Regions from separate parts of the Mus musculus genome. Here region 2 is linked to region 1. The links are chromatin loops, found by intact Hi-C in ENCODE. Cell type or tissue: left cerebral cortex. All regions are shown on one strand. Links, peaks and the distances in the headings refer to the core of each region. The heading gives the core; the rest is flanking DNA. Region 1 overlaps Cep350 (centrosomal protein 350). Region 2 overlaps Tor1aip1 (torsin A interacting protein 1).

Evidence for each region. Peaks named below come from ENCODE experiments on the same cell type or tissue, not always from the same donor. Only the 100,000 strongest peaks of a DNase experiment are listed, where the experiment ranks them.
Region 2: a loop joins it to region 1, with 2.4 times the contacts of the local background. A loop is called at or near these places in 5 of 42 quality-filtered maps.

Annotation. Positions count from the first base shown.
Region 1 is chr1:155,928,105-155,944,307 of GRCm38, reverse strand. It overlaps Cep350 (centrosomal protein 350), which reads left to right. Exons shown (of 38, transcript NM_001039184.1): 7 at 96-209; 8 at 3,478-3,591; 9 at 8,347-8,493; 10 at 10,858-11,519; 11 at 12,679-12,800; 12 at 15,135-16,195. Among named protein-coding and RNA genes, the nearest start is that of Cep350, 37 kb to the left of the region's middle. In left cerebral cortex, for the core only: no CTCF peak of the experiment used is centred there; no DNase peak of the experiment used is centred there.
Region 2 is chr1:156,001,475-156,017,677 of GRCm38, reverse strand. It overlaps Tor1aip1 (torsin A interacting protein 1), which reads left to right. Exons shown (of 10, transcript NM_001160018.1): 8 at 99-167; 9 at 4,304-4,360; 10 at 9,969-13,079. The coding sequence ends at 10,753. Among named protein-coding and RNA genes, the nearest start is that of Gm51653, 9.0 kb to the left of the region's middle. In left cerebral cortex, for the core only: no CTCF peak of the experiment used is centred there; a DNase peak (open chromatin) is centred at 6,130.

The DNA.
Region 1 (16,203 bases), core at 6,687-11,686:
TTTTTTATAGTGAATTTTATGTTATTTTTAAAAAATTATATCTGACTTAAAAACAGAACCAATCTTTGAAAGCATCTTGTATTGGTGTGTATCAGGTTTCAACCCGTCAGAGACCAAGATTCGCACTCCTGATGGAAAAGTGTGGCAGGAGGCGGAGTTTCAAAGCATGAGTAGAGAGCTGTACCGAGACTTAGCACTTCAGTTCACAGGTAAGAGCAGAGCTTTCTGTGTCTTGCTTATTTTATCGTGTACACCATAACATACACTATTAACATGAAACTCTCCAACCTCGAGATGCTGTCCCTCCTAGGTGTGTTGTGTACTAGAGTAGTAATGGTTTAAGTGAGGAGACCTCTTGGCCACTTAGCTCTCCTCCAGGGTTAAAACTAGCCTCCATGGCTCATGCCACAGAAACTAGGCTATTTTTAAGGCTTGGGGACTTGGGAAGTCAGGACAGACTGATTTTATGGAAGCATAGAGTTGTGGTTTGCATCTCTTAGGCCTCAAATGTGTTTAAAGTGGCCAGTAATTACAGTTAGCTTTTGCAGAAATGAGAGCGTCACAGGAGGGGAATGCATGTTAGAGAATTATAACCAAGAGGAACCTGGGGAAGACCTGAAGAGCTAGAACAAGCGGGACAGTAGTGTTCCCACCTCCTGCGTGGCTTGTAAGGTGCCAAACAAGGTTGATGTGGCGCTTAGTCTGTGTTTGCTTTTTAAACAGTCGAGGAAATGAAAACTGAAAGAATAATTTTTCCAGAATATGCAAATAAAGAATTAAAATCAAGATTCAAAATCAACTGTTTAATTCCTAAACCTGACAGCTAAGATTTTGCTAATCTCCCTTCTTTCTTTCTTTCTTTCTTTCTTTCTTTCTTTCTTTCTTTCTTTCTTTCTTTCTTTCTTTCTTTCTTTCTCTTTTTCTTCTTTTCTTTTCTTTTCTTCCTTTCCTTTCCTTTTTTTGTGGCATTAAATTCCATTTTCTTTATTTTATTAAACATTCTATGCAGGATACTCTTCTCATGTAGAAAGAAAGTGTCATGTAGTAATTATGAGCAAATATTTTAGAATCAGCTTAAAAGTTCGTGTCTGGCTCTGCTGTTCATTAGCTGTATATGTGAGGCCGTTACATACCCTTTACCCTTGATTTCCTCATCTTAAAAAGAAGTGGCAGCAGCTGCACCTCACAGGACCTGGTAGGGACTATTATGTCAGGGACTGTTTAAAGGTTATTTGGTTACTCTCTGCCTTCCTCTTTTTATGGTGGGTAAAGTGTATTCTTAACCTCTACCTGTGGGTATGGTTATACTCTCGTGTGTGTGTGTGTGTGTGTGTGTGTGTGTGTCTGAGTAGATTACTCCATCTTGCTCTCACACTCTGTGTCAAGCTTTTCCTCTGTCTGGTCACACCCACAAACACACTGTTAGGCACATTTGTCATAGCAGGCATCATGCTAGAATACCTCTTTGGGCTCTCTCTCCAGTGGTCCCCTTCTGTTCAGAGCAAAACTGCAAAGTGTTTCCTTATGCTAATGGTCTCTGGTTTGTATCCTCCCCTTACATGTGTTTGTTTGTTTGTTTGTCTGGGGTTTTTCTAGTGTCAGGATCATCAGTGACACTCACTTTGCGTCTGCAGTACCTCATCTACATTTGTCCTGCTGATTCCCCAGCAACAGTTGATATTGTTAGAACTAGTGCCAGCCCTTCCTTGACACTCATCACTTGACTTTCTAGAAGCATTGTTTTTTTCTCTTAAATCTGTCTGCTCTTATTCTTTTCTTCTCTCCTCTCTCCCCTGTCATCTTTCCTCTCTTCTTGCTTATTTATCCAAAAAGACCTACTAGGAAAACGTATGTATTCTTAGCACCTAAAATAGTTCTTATGCAAATATTCTAGTTGAGATTTCCTCCCTGAATTCAAACTCTTATCAACCTGCTCACTGTATATCTCCCATGCATGCTTTATAGATAGCTTAGGCTTACTGTCTGAAATGAAGATTACTCATCTGGTGGCGCATCCCTTAACCTTGCTCTCCATTGTCAGTCTGGACGACCCACAACCTAAGTCATCTTTGAACCTGTTTTCTTTCATATTTTCTATTCTGCTGTCTAAGTTATATCTATCTAGTACCAGTTCTATCTGCTGTTGCCGAAGGTGGTACCTTTACCACTTTTGTCACTATTCCATAAATCAGGGCACCATTGGTCTGTGGCTTCAATTCTCCAGTCTTCTCTTCACTGGTCTCCTCCCTGCTAACTCTGAGGGAGTCTGTTCTCAGTACAGCTGCCAGGGTAAGCTTGTTAGAGTCTTGTTTAAGTTCTCTTACTCCTTTGCTCTGGTGTTCTACAAACTCCCCATTTTACTGCTGAGTAAGACAGGAAAGCCCGGAGCACCCTTCCCCTCAGCTGGATCGCGTTTATATCTCAGCCCAGATTCCAACTGTTCTCCTCTTTGTTCACTGCATCCTCAGCAGAGTCCTTGCTGACTCTTAGATACTGCTCGCTCCTGCCTTAGAGCCTGTTACTCAGACTTCCTCTACTCTGCTTATGCCACAGACCTTCATGTGCATTTTAAATTTCATTATTCATACCTGTCATTTAGATTAAGGTTTTGGATGTCTATGGTTAGTATATTTACATTTTGTAAAGTTTTTATGTTGAAGTGTTTAAATAAAATGGTAATCTAAGAAAACGCTCATCTGAAATGCAGCCATGCAGTGGTTTGAACGCATGGCTGCCAAAGCTTCTTCCCATTCCTAAAAATGAGGTGCATTTCTCACACGTTTCCTTGAAACAACAGCAAAGAATTGGTAGCTAACAGTGGAGTGGTGGTAACCTTTAGCCCTTTCTGTAGGAGGACTTGACATTGATAGTTTGTGGGTCATAGAAATAACTTGAGTGAAAGTTTTTCTCTCATAGTTCTAAGGCCACCAAAGGATGCTTGAAACTGAAGTGTGTGGAATCCTGCTTGTATTTTGTGCTTCTTACACATACTTGTGATAGTGCTTAATTTAGAAACTAGGTGGAGAAGATGAGCTGGCTGTCCACCTCACCACACCCAGCATGCGGTTTCCCATTAAGTTGACAAGTGTGACTTTGATGGACTTCACAGGTGCACTGCACAGCTTCTTTCTGGTATTCACTGCTGGCATCACTTTTCTTGAGCTCTGGAACCTTTAAAAGAGTTTATTCAATGATATCACCAAAGAGAGAATCTAGTGGAAGAGGTGGCTATTGGTGTCTTATAAGTGGGAAGCCTATGGGTGTGGACACTGTAGACAGGCATGACCCAGCATGATGCACAATTTATAACATGAATGGTTTATGTCTGGAAATTTCCACCTAATGTTTTCAGATTGCAGTTGACCTTGGGTAACCGAAGCTGCAGAAATAGGGTACTGATGTACCCCTGTTTCTTCATGAGGAATGTAGGTGCTAAATGGGAGTCTAATGGTGGCTGTCCATATTTATGCATTTCAGATGATACCTCTGTAAAAGAGAAGCCTGTTGAAAAAAGTAAAGAGAAGAAAGTGGTTAAACCAGTACGAAAAATCCAAAAAGTGACACAGTTATCAAATCCAGAATGCAAAACAGGTTGGTTTTCAGTATTTTGTTCAGTTTAAAGTTGGATTTTATAGAAGTGGAATCTGTATGCATATAAATATGTTACCAGATGTTCTCATTCTTAGGAATGTATGAAAATTCAGTCTATTATACATGTCATTATTACTATATACATGTATTTTGTTAAGGTATAGTTGACAGCATTAACTGTCCATATTTATAAAATATAATTTGAAATGTTTCTTATGTGTATACATCTATAACACATTGTTCATTGTATTAGTATTCTTGTGAAAACTTTCCTGACAAAGACTGCTAAAGGAAGCAAGGCTTTTGTGGCTCACAGTTTTGGGTTACAGGTAACAGTGGTCTGAAAGGCAGTGGCAGGAGCAGGGGTGGATGGCCATATTTTATCCTCAGCCAGGAGACAGAGAGAAGCAAGCTGCAGCTAACCTCACTTTCTCCTTCTCACTCAGTCTGCGACCCTCACCTCCTAGGATAGTGACATCCACATTTAGGATACGTTTCTCTTCCTCTGCTACACCATTCTGCAAACACCCTCAGAGCATAATGTCAGAGGTGTGTTTCCATGGTGATTATAAATCATATCTAGTTTATAATAAAGATTAATATCAGATTCATTGTATGTTCAAGTTAGTTAATGTGCCACCTCAAAAAGTTTTTTTCTAGTATTTTTAATCGGAACACACCAAATTAAAATAGTGATTTTTTTCTATGAGTAATAATTTTCTGTAAGGTCATGATTGCCTTTAAGAAACATCAGAATGTCAGTCTTCTTGCCAGTAATGGTTAAGCTAAACACAGAATAGATCAAACTAGGAAAACGAGATTTCTGCTTCCATAGTGACTAACATGTCAACCTTGATCCATATTGCTTGACTTTCTATTGTAGCTAACTATTTCTTTGACAATGTGTCAATTTAGTATGATTCAGTTTCATTATGTAAAAAGACAAATCAGAGTGTTTGTCTCACAGGATTGTTGTGAGAGCTAAAAGCATGAATACTAGAAAAATGCTTCAGGATAGTACTTCATACATGACATGAGTTCCAATTCCTAGCTATCCTCAAGGGTCATATTCAGCAAATAGCTTTTGGCCATGAAAGACTAGAGACAGTTTGAGAGCTTGTCACCTTGAGTTTCAGGAGACTCTGAATCGATACATTTGCTCATTATCCAGATGTTTGTCAGCAGTGGCTATATGTGTGTCAGTACAGTGGTTAGCAAGACAAAAAGTTCCTGAGAGGTACAGTTAGAAACAGTGTGACAGGGACTGGAGAGATGGCTCAGTGGTTAAGAGCACTGACCGCTCTTCCAGAGGTCCTAAGTTCAATTCCCAGCAACCACATGATAACTCACAACCATCTATAATGGAATCTGATGCCCTCTTCTGGTGTGTCTGAAGAGAGTGACAGTGTACTCACATACATAAAATAAATAAATCTTAAAAAAGAAAAGAAAAGAAACAATGTGACAGTATGGTAAGAGACCACATGGTCTCTGGGAAACATCAAGAATGATGAGCTGCTGTGTTCTAGCCACGCCCTTGTCCTTCTGGTGCATGTCACTAGAATGATAGACATTTTGTGATTAATTTCAGATGCAGTAATAGAGTGATACTAGTTCTGTACAAGTAAAACTTGTTTTTGCAAGACTATAGTTATCTTAATGGTAATTAAATTAAGTATAAAAAAGTATTTTATATAGTTGGTGGTGGCACACACCTTTAATCTCAGTACTCAATGATAGAGGCAAGTGGATCTCTCAGTTTAAGACCAGCCTGGTCTACAGAGCAAGTTCCAGGACAGCTGAGACTACATGGTAAAACATTGTCTCAAAACTAGCCCCTATCGAAATGCAAATCAAAACAACCCTGAGATTCCACCTCACACCAGTCAGAATGGCTAAGATCAAAAATTCAGGTGACAGCAGATGCTGGCGTGGATGTGGAGAAAGAGGAACACTCTTCCATTGTTGGTGGGAGTGCAGGCTTGTACAACCACTCTGGAAATCAGTCTGGCGGTTCCTCAGAAAACTGGACATAGTACTACCGGAGGATCCAGCAATACCTCTCCTGGGCATATATCCAGAAGATGCCCCAACTGGTAAGAAGGACACATGCTCCACTATGTTCATAGCAGCCTTATTTATAATAGCCAGAAGCTGGAAAGAACCTAGATGCCCCTCAACAGAGGAATGGATACAGAAAATGTGGTACATCTACACAATGGAGTACTACTCAGCTATTAAAAAGAATGAATTTATGAAATTCCTAGCCAAATGGATGGACCTGGAGGGCATCATCCTGAGTGAGGTAACACATTCACAAAGAAACTCACACAATATGTACTCACTGATAAGTGGATATTAGCCCCAAACCTAGGATACCCTAGATATAAGATATAATTTGCTAAACACATGAAACTCAAGAAGAATAAAAAAACAAAACAAACAAACAAAAAAAAAACTAGCCCCTATCGCTCCCCGCAAAAACCAGAAATACAATTTATTCTATTACATTTAGAGAAGAGTAAATAAAAAGAAAGAATGATGTTGTATAATCCTATGAGAGGCCTCCTTTAGAGTGAAGGACAAAGGCTGTGTCTACCCAGTCAGATCGTCTGCTTCAGCTTTGTGTGCTTTGCCATTAACCTGGACTAAGTAGCAGTAACGGTGCTGGGACTATACTAGTAATGTTCTAGTGAGATCATCTTCTTCAAATTATTTTATGCGGCTATTTCAGAAGGCCATTCAGGTTTTTTTATTTAGTTTTTAATTTTATGTATCTGGATATTTTGCCTACATTTATGTGTATATATCACATGCAATGTCTGGTGCTCTCAGAAACCAGAAGAGGGCATCAGATGCCTTTAAATTGGAGTTACAGACAGTTGGGAGCTGCTCTGAGTGCAGGGGATCAAGCCTTGGGTCTGCTGGAAGAGCAGCCAGTGCTCTCTAAGTGCTGAGCCATCTCTCTAGCCCCTCCTTCAAAAACCAACATTTACAAATGACTACCCACCACTTCATGTTGGTTTAGATTTGAGTCTGAGAATTAAGGTTACGTATAAGGACCTTTGTTCTGCCATTTATGACAACAAAGTTTATTATATATTGAGCAATAAGCTTAGAGCCTTCTAGTACATTAGACCCATTGTTTATGGCTAATAACAAAGTGCAAAGACATTTCTAAAGTAAACAGGGGCTGACTCAGAGGGTAAAAGCACTTGCTGTGCAAGGGTGGGACCTGAATTTGAATTCCTAGACCCCGCATAGAAGCCACACATACAGCATCAGTCCCTGCAGTCCCAGTGCTCCTATGGGGTACCAGGTGGGCACAGGACTTGGAGCATCAGTACCTGCAGTCCCAGTGCTCCTATGGGGTGCCTGGTGGGCACAGGACTTGGTAGCTCCTGGACCAACTGGCCTGGCATATGCCAAGAAAACCTGAAAAACACAGAAAACACACTTGTGCACACACACACGCACACACACGCAATATGTATGCATGTGTACATACATGCATACATACACTTTGGCAGAACACATTTATAATATAGTTGCAATTAGCATATTTATTAGACCCATTTTCTATTTAGTCTATTAAATTTTAGCTTCTTTAATAGGAACTTTTGTTTTGTTTTTTGAGACAGGGTTTCTCTGTGTAGGCTTGGCTGTCCTGGAACTCACTCTGTAGACCAGGCTGGCCTTGAACTCAGAAATCCACCTGCCTCTGCCTCCCAAGTTCTGGGATTAAAGGCATGTGCTACCACTGCCCGGATTAAAAGGAACTCTTAATAGAATGTCTTTCATATAAAATTAAGAGAGTATGCTAGAAACCTTGAAAAATATGGGAAAACAAAACTATTCATTTTGACACGAACAAAAAGTATTAGTATTAGTTTGAGTATTTCCGAATAGTATTTGAAAATTTTTATATTTATTTATTGTGTCTATACAGTAATTTTAAAGTCATATTAGTATAATTTTAGTCATTGTATACCTAAAAATTCTTGTACATATATAATTTTTATCATTTAAAAATTTTTTAAGTTATTTGTTTATTGAGGAAGGGTCTTACTTTTTTAGCTCTCATTAACTGGGAACTTGCTATGTAGACCAAGTTTGAACTCACAGAGGCTCTCCTGCCTCTGCTTCCTGAGTACTGAGATTAAGATTTTATCCCTATATTTGTTTAGCAAACAAGCCTTAACTAGTAACTTGAAATTTCAAGAATCATTGTGGTAGGAGAGAACTGGGCTGGCTGTCCCACGTTGTTCTCTGACCGCCCACGTGTGCTGTGGCACACTCTCCCCACCCCCAAAAATGAATGGAATTAAAAAAAAAAAAGATTTGAACAAACTGTTAACCAAATTTGATGGCTTAGTTAGTTAAAAATAAAAATTTTAAATTTTATTTATGTGTATAGGTATTATGTCTACATGTGTGCCTGAGTACACATTAGTGCACATTAGTGTTCACAGAGGACAAAGAGGGTATTGGACCTCGTGGGACTAGAGTTGAAGATGGTTGTAAGCCTCCATGAGGGCGCTGGAAATCAAACCCAGGTCCTCTGGAAGAGCAGCCAGTGCTCTTGAGTGCTGAACCATTGATCTTTCTGGCTCCTAAAAATATACTTTTAATGACAGACCTTTTCAGCTTAGCAGAAGATAAATGTAAAATTAATTATAGAATTTATATTACTGAGTAAATATACTTCTTAGAGATAAAATTAAGGTTTTAAATTCAGTGCAATATATATTTTAGGTAGCAGTCGTTTGATAAGTACATCTTCTTGGCGAGATGGACAAAAATTAGTAAAGAAGATTCTGGGACCTGCACCCAAGATGGAGCAAAAAGAGCGAAGACCCACATCGAATGACAGAAGTGGAAGAGAAAGAGTGGCTAAATTTGGTGAGAGGGTATAATTAAAATTGCTTCAAAAACCAAGGTTGCCTGTTTACATACTTAGATGGTGCAAATGTGCTGGAGAATACTTAAGATTCTTTCAAATTCTTACTGTAGCTCAAAATAGCAGAAATGTTCTATTGAACTTGGATAGGTCTAGAGAAAAGTTATTTTCCTCAGAGGTGTAGTCAGTCATAGCTAAATTTGTTTTACGATCCAGGACTCTCTTAAATTTGACCTTCAAATTCTTTCTTTCTTATTTAAGTACATTGATGCTATGTAAAATAGGTGTGAGGGTATTTCAGGAGGGTTTCAGTGGATAAAGTAATGTAAGCATGAGGACCAGAGTTCAGACCCCCAGTGCCTACCTGTAATTCCTACCTCGATGGGACTTCCTTGAGGAAGCTGCCTAGCAGGACTAGCTGTGTAAGTGAGCTCTGAGTGTGGGTCTCTGTGACTGAGAGACCCCACCTCAGTGAATGAGGCAGAAGAGACATCATTTCTGACATCACCCCCATGGCTTTCACATTCACATACCTCCCTCCCAATGTAGGCATCTCCACATACATATATGCCCACACATACAAGATATACAACACACACACACACATACACACACACACACACACACACACACACACACACACACACACACACACGAAAAGGAAAAAAATAACTAGTTATGTTTTCCATAATCACTAACTTTGAGAAATGAAATATAAAATCTCCACAGCCAGTTTTCTTTTTCAGCAGTGAAATTTTCCCCTAGTTAATTTAGTTCCAGGAGTCCATTAAGCAAGAAATGTAATCAACTGTGATCTAATATATTGCAGTCAATATGAACGTTGTATTTCTTTTTCTTCATCTTGCAAGTAAACTCATGCCTAGTCTCAGTCTAAAATTAAGCCTTGTCAGCAAATAGTAGATGATAAAATGGTTGTTTGCATACATAATGTGTTGATTGTGTTCTGACATTCATTAAAGAGCCGTGGAGGCTCAGCTCTTAGCCAGCAGGTAGTGTTTTCTAGGAAGTAGGTGGTTCTTTAATATCTAGGACACCAGACCATAGGCCACAAGTCCTGCCTACTTGAAAGAATATATTTATCCTAATCTAAGGAAGCATTATGTATTTCTTATGCTTCTCACTGAGGATTTTTCTTTTTTTCTTAAAAATGGGTAAAATACCAAATAGTCTTTTTTTTTCTTTTTTTCTTTTTTTCTTTTTTTAATTGGATATTTTCTTCATTTACATTTCAAATGCTATCCCAAAGCCCCCTATACCCTCCCCCTGCCCTGCTCCCCAACCCACCCACTCCCACTTCCTGGCCCTGGCATTCCCCTGTACTGGAGCATATGATCTTCACAAGACCAAGGCCATTGATGGCCAACTAGGCCATCCTCTGCTACATATGCAACTAGAGACACAGCTCTGGGGGTCCTGGTTAGTTCAGATATTAGTAAGATGTGATATGTAGGAGGTCGGTTTTAATCTTTTTATATCAGTAGGAATCTAAACTTTCAGAAGTTCTCTGGTAAACTCGTCTAAATGTGGTGCCCTTCAAGTGCAGAATGAGTCAGTAGTGCATGGACGTTTTAGAGAAAAACATTCAGTATTTCCAGTGCCTTTATTGTTGTGTTTGGTACAGCTTGATTTTTCTTTTTAAAAACTTCATTCTTTTACTTTTATGAGTGTTTGGCCTGCCTATGTGTCTGTACACCCCATGTGTGCCTTACCTCAGAAATGAATGTCAGATCACCTGAAACTGTAGTTATAGACAGTTGGGAGCTGCCATGTGTGTGCTGAGACTCAAACTCCAGTCTTCTGGAAGAGCAGATGTTTCTCTTAGCCACTGAGCCTTCTCCCCAGAACCAAGTTTGATCTTTTTCAAAGCACTTAAAATTATTCCTTCCCTAAAGATTTCTAAGGAGATTTCCCAGTTAGATTTTGTGGTAGCTTGAGGGCAGTTTTACAGAGCCCACGCTGGCTCAAACTTACTGTGTAGCCAAGGAAATTTATGAACTTCTAATCCTCCTGTCTTTGTCTCCCGAGTGTTGTGATTACGTTTATTTTTTTGAAGAAAAAATTTTGAAGCGGGAAAAGTATGCATGTGTAAAATAAATGGTAACATTACTCATATTCCTATCAGTTATAATATTTGGGTTTTTTGCAGAAATACTAAAAGCGTATAGTTCATATGAAGCTCTTCCTGATATAAAAGGGAATTTTCCTTTACAACATTCTTTGGACTGTTATAGGATATTTGAATTCATGTTTAAAATAAAGAAAAATTCCTTAATTTTCATATTCGTGCAGTAAATCTTAGGAATGAATCTGGAGTTTTAATATAACTGACAGTCTGTGTGTTGCAGGGGGCCATATTGGAAGAGCAGAATCGGACCCCAAATTGGATGTTTCACATAAACAGCTTCCACGAAGCTCAGCACGTTCAAGAAGTAGTAGAGCTTGGTCTGAAACTAATATAGTGAAATCAGCTCTGTCCCTTCCAGACAATAAGCAGGAGGAAAGCGCTGCCTTAAACAAGGATTTTTTGCCAGTTGAAATTCGTGGGATTCTTGATGACTTACAGCTAGATTCTTCAGCTCAAGCTGTGAGGCAAGAGGCTGGAGAGGGACAGAATCAGAAGTCATCGGCCCCTGAACAAGTACCTCGGAGTCACAGCCCCGTGAAAAGAAAGCCAGACAAAATAACAGCGAACGAGGATCCGCCTGTGATTTCCAAGAAGCGCCACTATGACACAGATGAGGTACGACAGTACATTGTTAGACAGCAGGAGGAGAGGAGGAGGAGGCAACACGAAGAGAAGAAGGCTCAGAAGGAGGCTACGGAGCAGAAGAACAAACGATTACAGGAGCTCTACCGGAGACAGAGGGAAGCCTTCTCTAAAGCAAAAACTGTGCCTCCTTCTGACCCATTGGTCTCTAGACGGCTTCAGGAAACTTACTCCAAATTGCTACTAGAAAAGACTTTGCTTGAAGAACCAGCCCGTCAGCATGTTACACAGGACATACAGGTACTAGTAGTTATGGGAACACAAAGTGGGGTAGTTTATGGTGAGGAAAAGCTTGCTTCCTGTCCAGAACGGTTCAGAAATGATCCTACCTATCACTTAGGCATGCTCAGATCGTTACAAACAACAACCAAGACCTTCATAAAATGTATTGCATGCAAAGAGAAACGAGGAGACGTAAGAAAGTTAAAGCTGAAGAGCTTACAATATTGGTCACCACTGACCTCTTCTGTCCTGCTGTATTTCTGCTTTGTTTTCATTGTACTGGTGCACCACCAAATTACGTTAATGAAGTATTTAATTTTGGGTTTAGTATTGAAGTGAGGCCATACTCTTGTGCTAAAGTTTTTAACACTGATAATTGAGTGTGTCTCAGGTATTACAACTGCTTTAAAAGCTTTACTTACAGGTTTAAACATCAGTAAGTCCAGCCTCAGAAAGGTTATTTATATTCTTTTTACTTATAAGATGGAAAAACCTGAGGTTTATAAAGGATACTTTTTATCTTAATCATGTTGCTAATATTAATGTCTGTTTATTTTTTGTCTGTTCCTGTGATAAAATACACTGACAAAAGCAATGTAAGAGAGAAAGTCTTTTTCTGGCTTTTACTTTAAGGGAATAGTTTATCATAGAGGGAAATCAGGGTGGCAGGAGCTTGAAGCAGCTGGCCACATCACCTTCATAACCAGAAAGCAAACACTCATGGACACATGCTAAGCTGACTTTTCTTGATTTAAGTTGTCCAGGATTCTACCCAGGGAATGGTGCCACCCACAGTGGACAGGTCTTCCCACCTCATTTAACACAGTCAAGATGCCTAGAGGACCATGTCCCAGATGATTCTAAATTCTGTTAGCATCTATTACCAACGATTGCAATGTCCTTGTTAGATTTTAGATAAGATTTTGCTGTTAATTGCAGTGGTTGTTTTTATTTGGTTTTCTGTCATGCCAGGATCAAACCCACACCTGATATAAGTAAACACTCATGTAATGGTTATTTTAAAGGCAAACTAAATATAAAGTGATTTTATTTGAGGGAGAAAATGCCTTTCTTTTTTGACCTTTTTAAGTTAAAGGGACTTGATAAGTTTCTTATGTGCTACTTGACAGCATTGTTGTGACCAGAATCAGATAAATTTGACACTCTTTTCTCTTAGGCCAGACCTGGGTATCAGCCATCTGGAGAATCTGATAAAGAAAACAAAATACAGGAGCGTCCCCCAAGTGCGTCTTCCAGTAGTGACCTGTCCCTGTCAGAGCCTCCACAACCTCTTGCAAGGTAAAAAAATAAAAAGAGAGAATGAAAGATGACCAAGGTTCTTTCTTTTAATGAGAAGACATTTTACATTTGGTGAATATCTTCAACTAATACCTGAACATGGCGTCCAGGTGTATTCGCTGTGCCCCACGTTGGTTTTTCCTGTCCTTTAATCCAGACTCAGGGTCAATTCCTTATGCAGGTGGAGTCGCAGCCCTAACCTAACTTTCTACCGCACTCTTGCTCCCTCTGAGCCTAACATAAAGTTTTTGGATGGGTAAGTCACAGTGAAAGATATAGACAGTTCTAAATTACACTTTGTAATGATAACCATTGGGAGAAGAAAAAGGACTTGAAACTCTTTGAGAGTGTACACATATAAGTCAAATCTCTTTCCAATGTGAAGTTAATACACATGGTTCTTTTTCACCCCAAAGGACAATAACACTGATAACATTTATGTTGTTTTCTACATTTATTTATTTTATGTTTATGAATGTTTTGCCTGCTGTATGTACATACACCATGTATGTGCCTTGTACCCACAGAGGTCAGAAGAAAGTAAAGTCTAGAAAAACACATTGCTTGGGCGTTCCTTTGGTTTGATTTGCTTTGTAGCACTAGCATGAAGCCCAGTGCCTTGTGCCTTTTAGGCAAGTGATTTACCACAGAGGCACATCAATCGACCTAAGTGCTCTTATTATTATGGTTCCACAGCGGAGATAACGGAAGTCTAGACTTTAATTAAACTTTCTCAAAGTCAACACATTACTTTTGGAAGTGGGTTTGAACGTAGGTGAGTGACTTTAAAAGCCAGTACTTTCAACCAGTTTATGCACTTACTGCTAATAAGAGAAATGTTCGATTTATTTAATGTGGTCCTAAATATATTTTAAATATAAATCATATTTTTATTTATAATTTTAAATCTTTATTATGCTCATTTTCTTATGAATACTTTTGTCTAAATACTACTGTCCATGTAATCATCGCTAGCCCGCTGTGCTGGGATCCTGCTGTTTTGCCCTGCTCTCTGATTCTGAGTGTTAGAGAACAAACCAAGCACAGCTTTGTTATTACTTTGCATTGGTTCCTCCACTTCTTTTCTTTTCTTCCCTTTTTCCCTTTTTAAAATTTTAGATTTTTTTTTTCTTTTTTTAGTTCAAACCTCTACATTTTAGCCAGGAGGTGGTGACACACTCCTTTAATCCCAGCACTCAGGAGATAGTGCATCTTTGAGTTCAAGACCAGCCTGGTCTATAGAACAAGTTCAGAAAAACCAATCAACCAAAACAAATAAAAACCCAATCAAACAAAAAACCAACAGCAACAAAGTGAAGCAAATCTGTACATTTTAATGAAGTACTATGTATTGTGTGTGTGGAACACATGTAACAGAACACACATGTTGTGTATTCAGTTCCTTCCATCTTTATTTGAGTTTTCCAGGCTTGAACGTCAGATGCCTTTTCCTGTGGAGCCATTTAGTGGCCTCCAATATTTAGCAGTCTATCTTAGGATTCCTGTTGCTGTGCAGAGACTCATGGCCACCCTCATGAAGGACAGCATTTAACTGGAGCTGGCTCACAGGGTCAGAGGTTCAGTCCATCATCATCATGGTGTAAAGCATGGCGGCACACAGACAGACATGGTGCTGGAGAGGGAACTGAGAGGTCTACATCTAGATTGGCAGGCAGCAGCAAGAGAGAGTGACAGTGGGCCTGCCTTTAGCATCTGAGACCTCAAGCTTAACCACAGTGACACACTTCCTCTGACAAGGCCACACCTCCTAATAGCACAACTCCCTAGGAGACTATGGGGCCTATTTTCATTCAGATTACTATATTATCTTAAGTGTTTCTCTTTTAAGTAATATTATTTTTAAAGGATTGAATAGAGGTATTGTTCTAAGGAAACTTATCTGGAGAGTTTTAAATGGCCAATTGAAAAAATAAGGCCTCTTATTTGAAGAAAGTTTGCAAAACAGTACAAATGGTGAAATACCATTTTTGTGCAAATATCACCACAAAACCACAACTTACACATAGATAAATGTTAGCAAAGGTATAATTGTAAACAAACTACCAAAAATAACAATGGCTTTTTTATTGTTTTTCTCTGAGTAATCTCTCACTCTCAACCCTTTTGCTTTTTTTGACAATGTGTGTATATTATTCGTATAATCCGAGAACTCCTTTACTCCCTTTAAGTGATGGTTTGGACTGGGGAGATGGGTCTATGAGAGAATGCTTGTCTGGCAGGGGCAAAGCTCTGGAATCAATTACTAACACTGCAACAAAAGAAAAATAGTATGTGGATTACTGTATTAGCTAACACCGTGCTTTCTGTTATCAGAAGAGACTTGATGGAGCCTACATGGATGCAGCCTGACAGACTGAGCCCTCGAGTTCACAGTTCTCAAGCCCAGCCCCTCGCTGGAACGACTGAGAATTTACTCTCCCATCTCCTGCATCTTGAGCATGTAGGAATTTTGCACAAGGACTATGAATCTGTTTTACCAGCCAAGAAGAGTCATAATACGGCTTCAGGACCGTTAACTTTCACACCTCAACCATATCTGACCTCACAAGCTCCTCATCCAGATGCCTTGTTGAAACCTAGTACCAGCCAATATAAGACTAAACTGGATCGTATTGAAGCCCTGAAAGCAACAGCGGCCTCTCTGTCCAGTAGGATTGAGAGTGAGGCTAAGAAACTAGCTGGGGCCAGCATTAACTATGGGTCAGTGTGGAACACCGAGTGTGATGTGAAGCTAGCACCTCAAGAGAATGGACCTTGGACTAAAGCTATCAGTCCACCTGTGAAAGAGGACATTGAAGATGCTTTCTCTGCCCGGATTCAGAAGATGCTGGGAACCTGTGTGTCTCATGCAGCTTTTGACGATGAGCTTCCTGGTGTAGGCAGCCTTAGTGAATATAAAAAACTTCCTGAGATGATCAGACCCCAGAGTGCCATATCAAGCTTACGAATGAAATCCCCTAGTCCTAAGCCAGGAGGGCTGCTGGCACAGTTGTGCAGGAGGCAGACAGATTCTTCCAGCTCTGACATACAAGCCTGTTCTCAAGAAAGAGCCAAAAGGTCTCTTTGTTCCAGCATAGACTCAGTCAGTGAAGGGCCTCTTCTTAGTGAAGGGAGTCTCTCTGAGGAAGAAGAACGCCGGGATGCACGGCCCCTTTTGAAGGTAGCGGAAATTTTAAAGGAAAAAGAATTCTGTGCTGGGGAGAGAAACTCTTATGAACCCATCAAAGAGTTTCAGAAAGAAGCTGAGAAATTCTTGCCACTTTTTGGGCACATAGGTGGTACACAAAGCAAAGGACCATGGGAAGAACTGGCAAAGGGAAGTCCACACAGCGTCATTAATATTTTTACTAAGTCATATCAGTTATATGGAAAAGGTGAGAAA
Region 2 (16,203 bases), core at 3,652-8,651, 76 kb before region 1:
CCTCCCTGCATTCCCCTCCCTGTTATATTTATTGTATATGTTGAACTATGTTATAAATTTAGTATACGAAATGATGTGTGTTTGTGTTTTTGCTTCAGCCTCAGGATGTCAGGAAAACCCTCAGGAGTGGGTTGACCGAGCTGTACGAATGAGGAGTAGAATGGCGTGTAAGTAGACCCCTCTCTTTGCTGCTGAACTTTGTGACTATCTAACATAACAAATACTGAGCTCTTCCGGTCAGTACCAACCGTCAGCTCTGTTCCCAGATGAGAGTGCAGCCAATGCAGCCAGTGCAGTGTAGGAAGTGGCATGCGAAAACCAGTGGGGGCCGTTCCCAGGCCTCACACCTCACGAGCTAGCAGCTAATAATTTCAGGTGTGTGTGTGTGTGTGTGTGTGTGTGTGTGTGTGTTCTCGTGGACTTCATATAGATAAGCACTCTACTGCAGCCTTCTTTGCCCCATATTTCATGTCATAAAGGCTGAAAATTCACAAATAGTATTTTCATGATTATGTTTAGGGTAGCACAAATGTCACTGAATGGAAGAAATATCTGTTGGGCTGATGCCCTCTTCTGGTATGTCTGAAGACAATAAGAATGCACTCATATACATAAAATAAATAAATCTTTTTTAATAAATCTGTAAATTGATGTGACAAAATGACCATACTTTGAGCTCAGTCTGTCATTATGTCTGTAGAAATACATCCATATTAGTGCTGAAGATGTAACTAAGTGGTGGGGCATTTGGCCAGCATGCATAAAACACTGGGTTCAGTCACAAGATGAACAAAAAACACGCAGGAAATCAAGTCAGGTCAGTTATTGATTATATCTGTATTGGCTGTGTGAACTGTCCATTGTTTTCTGCCCTGCATGGTGCTTTGCTCTTCACCCTCCCACACCACAGAATTTGGTTTTGGGTCTGAGAACAGTGTTTCACTCTACGGCCCACATTGTCTAGAATGCCATCCTTTAGCCTCAGCTGCTCAAGAGTTGGGGTTTTAGAATGGTGGGTACCATCACACCAGACTGTATAAAACCCTCACATTTATCTGTTGCTCATGGAAGGACTGACACACTTAGAGATTGCGGTAATCTCTAATGATTACAGTTGACTTTTCCTCATCAGAGTCTGTATTCCACTCTTAAACGAGCTATTTAGCCGCATAAAATGAAAACACCCTTTCCTCCTGCCTTACTTTTGGCTATTATTTTTCAGTGTTGTGTGTACTACTTGATAGTAGAAAAGCATTTCCTGCCGGGGATGGTGGCACACGCCTTTAATCCCAGCACTCGGGAGGTGAATTTCTGAGTTGGAGGACAGCCAGGGCTACACAGAGAAACCCTGTCTCGAAAAACCAAAAGAAAAAACAAAACAAAAAAAAAGAAAAGAAAAGCATTTCCTCTTAAAATTTGTTTTTCATTGCCTCTTATACTTAGGAAGCCAAATACTAATTATTCAGATTATTAGAATTAATGAAAAATCTTTTTTTTCTTTTAAATTTGAGAGACAGCATCTCTCTGTGTAGACATGACTGTCCTAGAATTCACTATGTAGACCAAACTGACCTTAACTCAGAGAGCTCCACCTGCCTCCTGATTGAAAATTAAAATCTAAGAGGTAGCATTGAAAGTAGAAAATGCAGTAATGGTAGTCTCTATACCATGGAAAATTCAGAGCTTCTTGGGGTATTTCTTAGTTTATAATACTGTATTCCAGGAAATAGCAAAGAAAAAAATTTATATACATTGATACCAGAGAAGATTTTTAAACTTTTTTTAGATTAAATTTATTTGTGTGTGTATGCGCGTGTGTGTGTGTGCATGTGCATGCTTATCCATGAGCTGGAAGAGGGCTTTGGTTCTCTCAGAGCTGGAGCTAGAGACAGTAGATCTCAGGAACTGAACTCAGGTCCTCTGTAAAAAGTACCAAGTACCCTTAACTGCTGAGCTGTCACTTCAGCTCGAGACTGAAGTGTGTGTGCTGTATTTGCACACAAGTATAGTACCTTCAGAGGTTAGAGGAGGGTGACAGATCCTGTGGAGCTAGAGCTATGAACTCCCTGATGGGAGATTTGGACTCTTGTCCTCTGGAAGAGCAGTCTCTGCTATCTTTACCTTAGTGATATCTCTCAAAACCCTTTTTATTTTCTCTAAGATGTTGCTCATTGCGAAAGGAAACTGCTACTGCTGTTATTCCTGAGAGAGGGTCTCAACCGTATAACTCTGGCTGGCCTGAAATTAAGTCACCATGACTGGCTTAGCATTGTTTTTGGGGGTTTTTTGTTTTTGTTTTTGTTTTTTGTTTTTTGACACCAAATTTGTTGTTAAGTTTTAGAATTTTGAGTTAAGTACTTGTAACTACCGTACCTAGGTATTGTACTGAACTTTGAGAGTGTTGTAGAAAAATGGCATGCAAGAAATATGCATTCATCAAGTTGAGTATAGTAGTGCACACCTATAATTGGGCTGCCTAAACAGGAGGTTTGAAGACACCTTGGGCTACATATCTAGACCAAGGAAAGAAAGATTATTAGTCTATTAACAAAGTTTTGTTTAGTATAGAACAATGACAAGGATGAAAATATTTGTAACAGTGAAAGACACCAATAGTGATTTTGTAACAGCCTTTACATAGTTACTCTTCAGTTCAAGATAATTGTTTAAACTTTTGTCACGGGTGTTTTGTTTAGCTTCTGGTTGCTACTGCTTTGGTTTTTGGACAGGATCTCACATAGCCAGCTCTAGACTTCTCCTTATTTTTGTGCCACCTCTGAGTGCTTGATCTTAGTTGTACACCATCAAGCCTGAGCTCTTCTCTCTCATGTTTTGTTTTGTTTTGTTTTGTTTTGTTTTGTTTTGTTTTGTTTTGTTTTGTTTGAGACAGGGTTTCTCTGTGTAGCACTGGCTGTCCTGGAACTCACTTTGTAGACCAGGCTGTCCTTGAACTCAGAAATCCACCTGCCTCTGCCTCCCGAGTGTTGGAATTAAAGGTGTGCGCCACCACCGCCTGGCCACATAATTGTTAATGCTTACTTATATCATGTAAAAATCAATAACTGGCAGATTCACGGCCCTGCACTCTTGACTTTATGGAGTAACTGCTGCTATAACTTTGGACTTGAAAATCCCTATAGATTTTCATGTTTCTCTTACTGCTTTTAGTGATTTAGTAAGGAAGAGAGAATACCTCAGCAGTTTATACATAGCAGGCTTCAAAGTATGTTTATGATCTATGGATTACATACATAGTGTGTATAACACATATTTAATACTTATTAGTCATATCCATCGTAAAGAGTAGAACATCACAGAACTGCCATTTCCCATTTATCTTTGTAATTATGTAATAAGGTCTTTAAGATGAGCATCTGATATATTGGGGCCTTTTTAGTATTTGGTTTTTAATAGTGCATTTGTAACCTACGGCATAATTTAAATGTTTCTAATAAAGTTTCATGAGCAGAATTGGTAACCCAAAGAATCGGCTCTTAGAGTTAGCACGATGTCACTTTGTCTTGCTTGCTTGTTGAGTGTTTCAGTTTTGTTTCTGTTTTCTGGTCATATGACTCAAGGCAATTTCTGTATCTTAGCAGTATTTATTCCTGTGATCTAGTCCAGTGCTTCTCAAGCACAAGGAAGGTCATCTATCTGTTCAGAAGTTGTCTATACCAAAGTTACTGCGGGCAGGTGGTAGATGGGTGTGATCACAAATGGAGGCCATGCCAGTGAAGTTGTTGGGCCTCTCTGTCTCTTGATACAGTTTTGTTTTGTTTTGTTATGTTTTGTTTTGTTTTGTTTTGTTTTATAAGATCTTAAAAATAGTAATTAAGAATGTAATGGCCAGAATCCTAGAGGAACTATTTCAGTCATTCTAAGATAGAAAATAATGATTTAAGATTGCGTTTTATATGGAAATTCCTTATTCCATGTAATTTAGTAATTCATAACCTACATTTTCCTCTTTCTTACATTATCTTCACAGGTAGCAGTTTTGTAAATAGTCATTTTCCAGGTGATTTCAGGCTTATTAGGGTGTACATGTTTTTCTTACCTTTGTTCCTAACACGTAAGCTGCGAGGCTTTCTCTCTCTACACTGAGTGTGTAAGGGTTCCCTCTGTAGTAACTCGGATACTGTTGCTGTGATGAACTTTGAGGGGCATCAGTGTAGCAGGCGTTTGGAGACTCTGTTTCACCTACCACCTCTGCTTGACCCCTGCATTTTCTTTCCTGTAATGAGAATACATGGGCAAATAAAACATAAAATTGATGGTCTTCTGAAATTACTTTTTATTTTAGATAACAACATTCAGAAATCCAACTTTGGAAACCAGTCTCCATCAACCTCCAGGCCACGTAAGTCTGTCTAATCATTATGTGGGCCAAACTTGATGGCTTGGATTTATAACATTTTTTTGACAGCAGTATGACTTGATGCTATTTGAAGCATCATATAAGCACTTCTTTGGAAAAAGTATATACTATATCAGCAGGGAAATTCTGTGGAGGCAAACCATATGAAACATCTAGTTTCCTCTTGACTTTATTGTTCATAGTACCAAGAATAAATGTTGATAAGTAGGGCTGGAGAGATTGTTCGGTGAGTAAAATCTTACTGTCTGAGCCTCAGCACCAAAGTTCAGACTCTGGAACCATATAAAGGTGGAGGAGAGAAGCGACTTGGCAACGTTACACTCTGACCTCCACGCGCATGCGTACACCCACCATGGCCTGTGCACACACATGGCACTAATAGTCTGTTAGTGAGGAAGCCACCCTTATCATTACACTGAAGTAGGTCAGATTAGCAGGAAGGGAGCATAAGTGTGATTGAAACAAATGCTGCAGGTTTTGAAGTCACAGAGGTGTATTGGAACTAAACTGGAACACTTACCTTGTATACAGCCTTGAAGAATTTTCTTATTCCCAAAGCATGTTACCTTGAATAATAAGTACTAAGCAATTATTAGTGATTCTGAAATTTTTGTGTCTCTCTACATTGATAAAAATACCTACAAAGAGTTTGAATTAATTTGTAAATGACAGGATTTTTTTTTTTCGAGACAGGGTTTCTCTGTATAGCCCTGGCTGTCCTGGAACTCACTCTGTAGACCAGGCTGGCCTTGAACTCAGAAATTCGCCTGCCTCTGCCTCCCAAGTGCTGGGATTAAAGGTGTGCGCCGCCACTGCCCAGCGACAGGATTCTTTTTTATGGATGATTGCCCCTATCTACTCATCAGTTGATGGACATTTGAGTTGTCTCCACTGCTTGGCTCTTCTGCATCATTGCTGTAGTGAACCTGAGATGCAGATGTCTCCACATACTGAATTCATCCCTTTGGATGCATACCCAGCAGTGGAGTTGCAGGATCACATAGTAGTTTTAAAAAGAGGACTAAACCTACTCATATTTACCTAGACATTAATCTCTAGTTTAATAAACTTTACTTGGACTCTCATACCCACTTCTGTTTTTAGATACCTAAAAATATTATTCAGATATGAAGAATTTTAAAAACCTTTTTATGGAATTGTGGACTTTCCTTGCAACTTTAACATTGCATAACTGACAGTAAATACTAATGAGGTTGTAGGTAGAGGAAGAATCCTTATTCACTCCTGATGGGAGGATAAAGGTTTCCAGAAGTTACAGAGCTGCCATAGACCCAGTTATACCCCCTGGGTATACAGCCAAAGAGTTCCATGTCCTGCCACAGAGACCCTTGTGTGTCCATCCATGTTCACTGCTGTTCTATTCACAACAGCAAGGATGTAGAACCAGCCTGTGTGTCCATCAGCAGGTGAATGGGTAATGAAAATGTGCTACACACACACACACACACACACACACACTTTTATTCAGATGTAAAGAAGCTGTAATTATGGAATTTTCAAGGAAGTGGGTGTGTCTGGAAAGTATAGCATTAAGGAAGGTGGCTCAAACACAGACAGAAACTGTATGTTCTCTTATATGCAGACTCTAGCCTGCAATGTATCAGTGTATATGTATAAATTATAATATGTTTAAGCATATGTACATATAAATAAATGTAAATGTGGGTAAAGAATAAAATACCAGAAGGAAAACCGAGAGGGGTAAGACTGAGTGCTCAGGAAGGATGAAGGAGGCGGAAGTGGGCGGGCAGAGGCCATGGAACAGCAGGAAAAGTGGCAGGTCCTTAAATGCAGCCTGAAACAGGAAACCAGGGACTGTTAGTGAGATTTTTGCTCTTAAAATTCATTGTCATTTTCTGGAATTGTTTTAGTTGGTAGTTCCTTTTTGCTGTTTTTTGGGGGGAGGGGTGTGGGAGGGAGGGGTGTGTGTGTGTGTGTGTGTGTGTGTGTGTGTGTGTGTTTGAGGCAAGCTTTTATGTAGTCTGTGTTGGCCTTGAATTCACTACATAGCTGAAGCTGGCCTTAAACTCTTGATGCTATTGGCTTTACCTTCCAAGTGCTGAGGTTACAGGCATGCTGGTAAAGGCATCTTGCTTAAATTCTTAGAATTTGAATAAAGTGTCATGCATTAGTCATTAGAAAATACTGATTCACTAAGGTATCAGATTTTCACTGGGCATGGTGGGAATCTGAAGTAGGGGAGTCATACCTGACTACAGAGTGAGACTTCATCTTTGAAGCAGTATATGCAGCCAGGGGTCTCCCAGGGGTAATCCCAGCACTCAGGAGGAAAAGACATGAGGATCACCCAGGAGTTTGAATCAGCCTGGTCTACATAGTGAATTTCAGACTAGTCAAGGTTACATAGTGAGACCTCCTCTCATGAAAACAAAGCAAATGGTATGTGCATTTTCTGAATGTTGACACACTATGTACAGTTATAAAGATTGCATTTGTTAATGTCACTATCAAACTCAAGATCTTTCAAGAGCTAAATATTGCTAGGAGTGGTGATGCATGCCTGTAATCCCAGTCCTAGGGATGATAGTTGTGTAGTGAGGAGCAGTGGGAGGCCTGGCATGAGTTCAGTGCCCTGACTCACAAAATATTATTAACTGAGTTAAAAAATAAGGGTCTGGTGAGATGGCTCAGCTGGTAAAGGCTCTTGTACACAGGTCTGAATCTGAGTTCAGTCATTGTCTTAGTCAGGGTTTCTATTCCTGCACAAACATCATGACCAAGAAGCAAGTTGGGGAGGAAAGGGTTTATTCAGCTTACACTTCCACATTGCTGTTCATCACCAAGGAAGTCAGGACTGGAACTCAAGCAGGTCAGGAAGCAGGAGCTGATGTAGAGGCCATGGAGGGCTGTTATTTACTGGTTTCCTCCACCTGGCTTGCTCAGCCTGCTCTTTTATAGAACCCAAGACTGCCACCCACAAGGGGCCTTGCCCCCTTGATCACTAATTGAGAAAATACCCCATAGCTGGATCTCATGGAGGCACTTCCCCAAATGAAGCTCCTTTCTCTGTGATAACCCCAGCCTGTGTCAAGTTGACACATAAAACCAAGTACAGTCATCTAGACCCACATGGTAGAGGAAAGAACTAACTGTCACAGATTGTACACACACACACTTTTTAAAGTCAAGTATTGGTAGCTATCAATTTTGTAATGGTAGGAGCAGTATTTCCAGAACTCTAATTTTCACTTGAAAGTTTGAATGTTTCACTGGCAACAAATATTGCCTGAAAGTACCGGGTGTACTTTGTTCATTGTTCAAGAAAAAAGCTGCGAAATGCAGGAATATGACTAATCATAGATTATTAATTACTTTTCAAGTAAAAATGATTCATTTTCAAAAGTGCTGATTCAAGTAGCAGCTTAGTTGTAAAATTCCTTTTCCTTTGGACGACTGTTGTCTATGCTGTACAGCAGACAACATTGAGAAAATATGTACTCAGGATTAAAGGTCTTGAGGTTTGGTGGGTTTGGTTTTTATTGTTTTTAGTTTGGGGAGTTTTTTTTTTTTGTTTTGGTTTGGTTTTTTGGTGCTAGATAATGTGTTAGGGCCTCACACATACTAGATAGACATTTATACCAAGTTACACCATGCCCCAGCCCAAGGACTAAGGTGGAACAAAATTCATTTAGCTATAGGTGGAACAACAATATGAACTAAGCAGTACCCCGGAGCTCTTGTCTCTAGCTGCATATGTATCAAAAGATGGCCTTAGTTGGCCATCACTGGAAAAAGAGGCTCATTGGACTTGCAAACTTTATATGCCCCAGTACAGGGGAACGCAAGGGCCAAAAAGGTGGAGTGGGTGGGTTGAGGAGTGGGGGGGTGGGTATGGAGGACTTTTGGGATAGCATTGGGAAATGTAAATGAGGAAAACACCTAATTAAAAAAAAAATCATTTAGCTACTTCATGAAGGGTAGTCTTAATGAAACAGGTTCTTTCTCTCTCCCTTTAAATTTCAGTACACTTATGTAGTGTGTATGTGGGTGTGTGGGTGTAGGTCAAAGGACAGGTTTCAGTGGCACCTTTGCCTGCTGAGCCATCTCACCAGCCCTTCTCCTAATTGTTGGTTTGGTTGGTTTTGGTTTTGGTTTTAGTTTTGGTTTGAAACAGTGTTTGTCTGCGTAGCTCTGGCTGGTCTGGAACTCACAGAAACTTAACTTGCCTCCTGAGTGCTGGGATTAATAACACCTGGCATCTGCCATTCATTTTTAACCTCTAATGGTATCAGAGAAAACTACAATGACTGTGCTAAGACAGCTAAGTCAGTCCCCAGTGAGCCCTGCCTCATCACCTGAAGATTTCCCATGTTAGCTGATTCACCACCAGGACAAGTATCACCCGTGCAAAAAACAAAAATGTCTTACTGTCAACTTTAGGGATCATACCTACCAAGTAGTGTTTCAGATAGCTTCAGGCTGTACCCTGAGATCTGCTGCTCCAAAAGATTCCTAGTACTTCTATTTACTAAAGTAATAAGGAAAAGGTTCGGAAGTGGATTTATTGGTAAGTGAAGTGATCTACAAAATTGCTGTAGAAGTGGAAAAGCATTCTGTAAACGAAATAACGTAATTATCTCCAGTAATATGGACAGGTTCAGTGCCAGAGTTGTACACTGTCGGCCTGCATGCCACAAAGGAAGCTATCAGTACGGTGAATTCACGTGGACTAGTACACATGCTGCCGTAGCATATGGAAAGCATACTGAACCTTGTTTATGTACTTGAGAAATACTCTATCCTGGGTAGGTGGCCATGTTAACTGCTGGGCTTCTGGATTGAGCAGTGCTTTATAAAGCAGCCATTATTTACTTCCTACCTATTAGAAAATGCTCCTAAGTCTTGTTTTATAAAGTTTTACTTCTGAAGTTATGTGTATGCAATTTGGTATTTAAATTAATTTTCTTTAGAAACCATTGTATTTTTTTAGATTTGTGATATATATCCATAACTTAGGCATTTGAGCTTTTATTGAACAGTATATTTATTTATTTATTTTTTTTTTTTCCGAGACAGGGTTTCTCTGTATAGCCCTAGCTGTCCTGGAACTCACTTTGTAGACCAGGCTGGCCTCGAACTCAGAAATCCACCTGCCTCTGCCTCCTGAGTGCTGGGATTAAAGGCGTGTGCCACCACGCCCGGCTTATATTTCTTAAGGAAAAAAAAAAAACACATTACCAGTTCCCCCTTTTTAAAGTTCTCCCTCTTAGTCAGACATAGTCAGACACACCTTTAATGCCAGCACTCAAGAGGCAGAGGCAGTGAGTTTGACACTAACCTGTTCTCCATGCTGAGTTCTGGGCAAAGGCATGCATGGGACTGCAGATCCAGCTCAGCAGTTAAGAACATGCACTTCTCATGCAGGGGACCCAGTTTATCCCAGCACCTGTCAGGGGCTCACAGTCGTCACCTGGGACTATAACTCTAGGAGGTTCCATTACACTCAGCCTCTGTATCCACACATACATACATATACACACAAAAAGAAATCACTCCCCCTTGAATCTAAGAAAATGTGACATGTATGACTTTTTTTTTTTCTGAGCAGAATCGGCTATCCATCACCCAAATGAACCTTCTGTCAAGATAAAGTGGTGGCTGCTGGGACTTGTTGCCATCCTTGCAGTGGGACTATTTTGGTTCTTTCATACCCCTGCAGTGGAAACCACTGCCGTTCAAGAATTCCAGAACCAGATGAAGCAACTCCAGTCTAAGTACCAGAGTCAAAACGAGAAGCTGTGGAAGAGAGGCACCACCTTCCTAGAAAAACATCTGAATAGCTCCCTCCCTCGGCCCCAGCCTGCCATCCTGTTGCTCACTGCAGCTCAAGATGCTGCAGAAGTGCTCAAGTGTCTGAGTGAACAAATTGCCGACGCCTACTCCTCCTTCCGTAGTGTCCGTGCCATCCGGATTGACGGGGCAGGTAAAGCTGCTCAGGACAGTGACCTCGTTAAGCATGAAGTCGATCAGGAGCTGACTGATGGATTTAAAAATGGCCAGAATGCAGCTGTGGTACACCGCTTCGAATCCCTGCCTGCTGGCTCAACCTTGATCTTCTATAAATACTGTGACCATGAAAATGCAGCCTTCAAAGATGTAGCCCTCGTCCTGACTGTACTGTTGGAGGAGAAGACGCTGGAAGCCAGTTTAGGCCTAAAGGAAATTGAAGAGAAAGTGAGGGATTTCCTTAAAGTCAAGTTCACCAGCTCTAGCACTGCCAGCTCCTACAACCACATGGACCCAGACAAGCTGAATGGGCTCTGGAGCCGCATCTCCCACCTCGTGCTGCCTGTGCAGCCTGAGAACACTCTGAAAGCAGGCAGCTGCTTATGAGGGAGAGAAGCGGAAAGCCATCTCGGGTTTGAGCGGTTTTGAGACCTTGTAACCAGAGATGGAATTTGGAACAGTTTTTGAAAACTGGTTTCTTTTTAAAGGAAGTAAAGTTCATACATAAAAGTGGAATAACTAAATCATTAACCAGCCTAATTATCTGTGATTTGAGAGAATTGTTTCTCTATTTCCACTCTGAACCATGTTCAAGGTATTTAGCATAGTGTACAGTATATGCAATTCCCGAGTGTCTGCCTTGATTCTGGCCGAATCATTCTTGCTGTGGTGTGGCCAGTGAGAAGGGCTAGGTTCCTCTTTCAAAGAATCAGCTCTATAGTTAACTTTGGATTTACTTGTGTTTGTGACCTTATTAATGGCTGACAGCTCCCTAATTGTAGCTGTGGATTCCCCATATTTTTTCTCTCATACCATTTAAATGTGTGATCCTTAGCTGCTGCCTATAAAAACAGAACTGGATGTGCGGTTTAGCCAGCCCCTCCCTCACTGGTTTTTAGAGAGGGGAGGAGGGATTTGGAGGTAGAAAGAGAAGAGAAATTGTTCAATAGAGAAGGAAAAGGAAGAAGGGAAAAAAGATAGTTGCAAGCTGGGCATGGTAAACCACGCCTGTGATCTGTCTCAGTATTGTCTCAGGAGAGTCAGGAGGAACAGAAGTTCAAGGCCAGCCTCATCTAGTTAGTTGGGTTTTCTGCCACCCTGGGTTACGTAAGACACTGTCTTTAAAAAAAAAATTTAAAACTCGAAACTTTACTTTTTAAAAAAAGAAACATAAACGTGACAAGAAGCCTGTGAGGGGTAGTCACGCAGGCACGCCTAGGCGGCGGCCTCTAACTGTTACAGTTTGCCCTTTCTGTTTGTGTTCTTGTGTGAGGCTAAAGCTCAGTGGCGGAGCATTAGCCCAGCCTGTGCAATACCCTGGATTCAGTACCCAGCATTCCACACGCCTGTCATCTCGGCACTCACTCATCACATTGCGGTTGGAGTATCTTGAATTGAAAGCCAGCCTGGAGTATATATATATCAAGACCCTAATTCAACCCCACTCCCCAGTAAAAAAAGAGTGCCATGGTCCTCCCAAGATTTTTTAAGCTTGTATATTATGCAGTGTATTTCCTTACTTAGCTCTTATCAATTTGAAAGGTAGGCAGATTCAAAGCATTCTCTTTGATAATACCTGACAGTTTTTGTCCTAAAGAAAATATAGTTTCTGGTACATCCTCAACTTGATGGTTTGGGATTTTTTAAATTATTATTATTATTACTATTATTATTTAATTTTTTTACTTTTTGCCGATACTAGGAATTGAACCTGAGATCCCACACCAGCTGGTCACGTGTTCTCCTGGTGACCATCCCCTAGCAGTAGAAACACATTTTGAAGTCAGGTAACTCATGTCTACAATGCCAGCACTTGGGAAGTTGAAGAAGAAGCCATTGTTAGCTGTATAGTGAGTTTCAAGCCAGCTTGCCTGGGCTGTAGGATGAAGTACTGCCTCTACACCCACTATCCCCCTCCCTGCCCCCCAATACACAACCACCCCCACTACCCCCCTTCCCACCCCTCTGACCCCTACCCCTGTCTCCACACCTACTACCTCCCTCCCCCCCATCTCCACAGCCAATACCCACCCCCCCAATACACAACACAGAGATAGCTTCAAAATTGGTAAACAGTTCTCTGCTGGGCTGTTGAAGAGAACTTCATTTTCTCTGTACATGAGTACTGGAAGTCTGGGAGTGGTGGTCCATAACAAATAGAGATATACTATGCACATGATCATTTTGTCGAGTGAGTACCTCAAGCCAAAAGAGTGAACCTTACCACACGTGAAGAACAGCGGACCTAGGTCTCTATTGCTCGAGTATTTTAGAGTTTTTTGCATTTATAACTAGGTATTCTCATCTGTCCGCTGCTGTTTTGTTTTCTACTCTTAACAATTCTAGATGCACCTTGAGTTCTTCTCCATAGACATCTAAATGAGAATACTACTTTAGAGTCCTAGTCAACTGTTCTTTACCCACTGGGAGTCTCATGGTGGGTGGTAAGATTTGTATTACTATCTGTTTCGGTCAGGTCAGACTGATAAGATTCTCATTTTGTAAAGAATTATAAAAAAGTTTTTGAAAGTCTTTATTTTTTACATACATATCATAAGGAAATAGAAATGTCTTATATTCCACTGACTTAAATAAATTTCTTTTATCTTTCAGAAAAAAAACAATTGTAGCAGTTAATGTGTAAAAAGCTTTTAAAAGCTATTTTAGTAATTTAAATAAATTTACTTTTTGGGTTTGTATTCTGTATGTTATAAACTTAATGATTTACAAGCCTGGTTTTTTGTTTTTTGTTTTTGTTTTTGTTTTTGTTTTTTCTGGTTTTTCGAGATAGGGTTTCTCTGTGTAGCCCTGGCTGTCCTGGAACTCACTTTGTAGACCAGGCTGGCCTCAAACTCAGAAATCCACCTGCCTCTGCCTCCTGCTGGGATTAAAAGCGTGCGCCACCACGCCCGGCTCTACAAACCTGTTTTACTTAATCCAACTCTTTCTTTGGAAAATTTAATGACCTTGGCTAAGAGAAGCTCAGGCCAAAAAAATATATTGCTTAGAGACAGAGTAACCATGATTTCTTTTTTACTTTTTTTTTTTTACTCCATGTATTTTGAATTATCATCCAAGTAGAGTTGCATTAGTATCTTGATTTCTCATGAGTTCCTGAAGCAGAGTTCGTGTTTAATTGCCTCTGAAAGAACCTATCTGGATTTCCTTTTTCTATTCACTCCCTCTCATTTTTAATGCCACATTGTGTTTGAGTGAGTGTGTGTGTGTGTGTGTGTGTGTGTGTGTGTGTATTGTGCTTTATACAGAATAGGTCTTTCGGCTCGTACACCCATAATCCAGTTTTCACTGTACCAGAGAACGTGTACTCAAGGATGTCTCCACCCGACCCTCTCTGGCGGCAGCACTTGAGCAAGGCCCGCACCTCCTCTGGGCTGCACGGTAAAGCTGACTATGTTGGGGGGGGTGTGGACATGATTGTGGGAGAGCAGACCCCCACCCCTCTGCTGGCATGGGCTCAGGCGGGATGGCCCCTCTCTCCTGCCCCTTGCTGGCTACAGGACTCTGGGGAGCACAGCGCTGGAGAGCTGGCCCTTGACAGCCGCGGCACTTGGGTGAGCTGGCTCCACCCCTAACCCTTACACAAGGCAGTTCTGGAGAGCTGGTCTGGCTCACTACCAGCTGCTGCAGGCAGATCTGGCCTTTGCCCCTTGCTTGGCCAAAGTAGAAAAGCTGACCCTGGTATGGGCACAGAGACCTGGTGGGCTGTCCAACTCAGCTATTACCAAGGCTCAGATCCAAGGCTTTGAGTTGGCCCACCCCAGCATCTACCCATCTATGAGCTGTTGGAGCATTGTGAAAGGGCCAGTCCTGCAGATTGAAAGCTGCAGGATCTCCATGACACAGGGCAACAATAGGATATCAAAGAGGAGATCTAGTCAAAATCCAGTGCTGAAAGTGTAGGAAAAAATACCAAAAGCCAGAGGGCCTGAACCTGACCAATGACTCATTGCCAGGAACCTTTGCAAGTAGAGCTGTTTGGGCAAAGGAGTGCACTGTGGGACACACTGCAGCTTCAGTGAGATGTTTTGTTTTGTTTTGTTTTTTGTTTTGTTTTGTTTTTTGTTTTGTTTTAGAGGTGAGGTTGTAAGCGCAGAAGGCAAATATGGAGGAGTGGGATTAGGGTGCGTGATGTGAAACTTAAAAAGGGTTTTTTTTTTTACATTTTAAATGTATTTTTATTATATATTTATTTTATTTATTTTATGTGAACATACACATGCCTCAGTACTCATGAAATAGTAGATCTGAGTATAAGTTGGAGGTTTTTTCTCTTACCATGTGGGCTTCGGGGATCTAACTCAGTTCAGGCTTGGTGGCAACCGCCTATACCTGCTGAGCCATCTCAACAGCCCTGGTTACCTGTTAGGTCAAGAACATAACACACTTGCCTGGCGTGCACATGGCCCTGGGTTCTGCCCTCAGCACCTATTCAGGAACTGAGTAAGTGAAAGGAGAGTGGCTCCCTGGGCATTTGAGGTCAGCCTCGGCTAAGCAGAGTCAGTATCTCCTGAGAACCAGGGTGGGAGTGTGGTTCAGTGGGAGGACACTTGCCTCGCACCTGTGAGCCTCTTGGTTCACTCCTCCTGTACTGCAAAAGGAAAAGCACAAGCGAGCGGGTTTGTCAGGGCCTAAGCTCTACTCTGTTCACACCTCCAATCCTTTCAAGGGAGAGGTTAAGTCAGCAGCGTGGAAGAGGGAACTGCAGGCTCCAGAAACTGAGCACGTGACTTTGATCGGCAGTAGTAATCCTCGCCCAAGAATTTTACAGTCCAATATCAGCTTTACAGTTTTTTTTAAAATTTGCTTCCCTTCTTTCAATTGCCTCTACAGTTTTTCTAATTCTCAAAACTGAAAGTCAGCTGACTTTCATTCAGTAAGAACTCACAGAGATGAAAGTTTGCATATTTCGTGTCATTGATCAGTGCCTAAGCTGAAACTGTGATCTCACTAAGTATCCTTTGTGTTGGTTTACGTAAACCTGGAGTTCTCATAAGCGTAATGGCAACGATGAGGCTGGTGTGCTTCATTGTCCTTACCAAGGTCACAGCGTGTGAATGAGTCTGAGTAGTCTTTTCCTAAGGAAGACTTTACTGGCCTACGCAAGAACCCTGTGGTACAGGATGCTCTTGCTAGGTAGGGAAAGTATAGGCTCACCTGTGCAAACCCAGGGAAAAACGTATACTCCACACTATGGACAGGATGTTTGGCCTCTTAGCTCTTACATGTTCTTAGATTCTTGGACACTACTTCCTCTTTTCCTGGCTTCATTTCTCCACCCTCATTGCTTGGCTAAGATTTTTTTTTTAAGATTTATTTATTTATTATATGTGAGTATACCATAGCTGTCTTCAGACACTCCAGAAGAGAGAGTCAGATCTCATTACAGATGGTTGTGTGCTACCTTTTGGTTGCTGGGATTTGAACTCAGGACCTTAGGTAGAGCAGTCAGTGCTCTTAACTGCTGAGCCATCTCTCCAGCCTTGCTTGGCTAAGTTTTTAATTTGTTTCTAAGGCCTTAGATTTATAAGTCTTACATGAGATCTTCTCCTATTCCCCTAATACTGTTGGAAGTACTGTGTGTGTGTGTGTGTGTGTGTGTGTGTGTGTGTGTGTGTGTGTGTGTGTGTGTGAGAGAGAGAGAGAGAGAGAGAGAGACTTAGGATTACCTGCATATGTATGTATAACTTAAAACCTTTTTTTGTTGGTTTTTTTTTTTTGTTTTTGTTTTTCGAGACAGGGTTTCTCTGTGTAGCCCTGGCTGTCCTGGAACTCACTCTGTAGACCAGGCTGCCCTCAAACTCAGAAATCCACCTGCC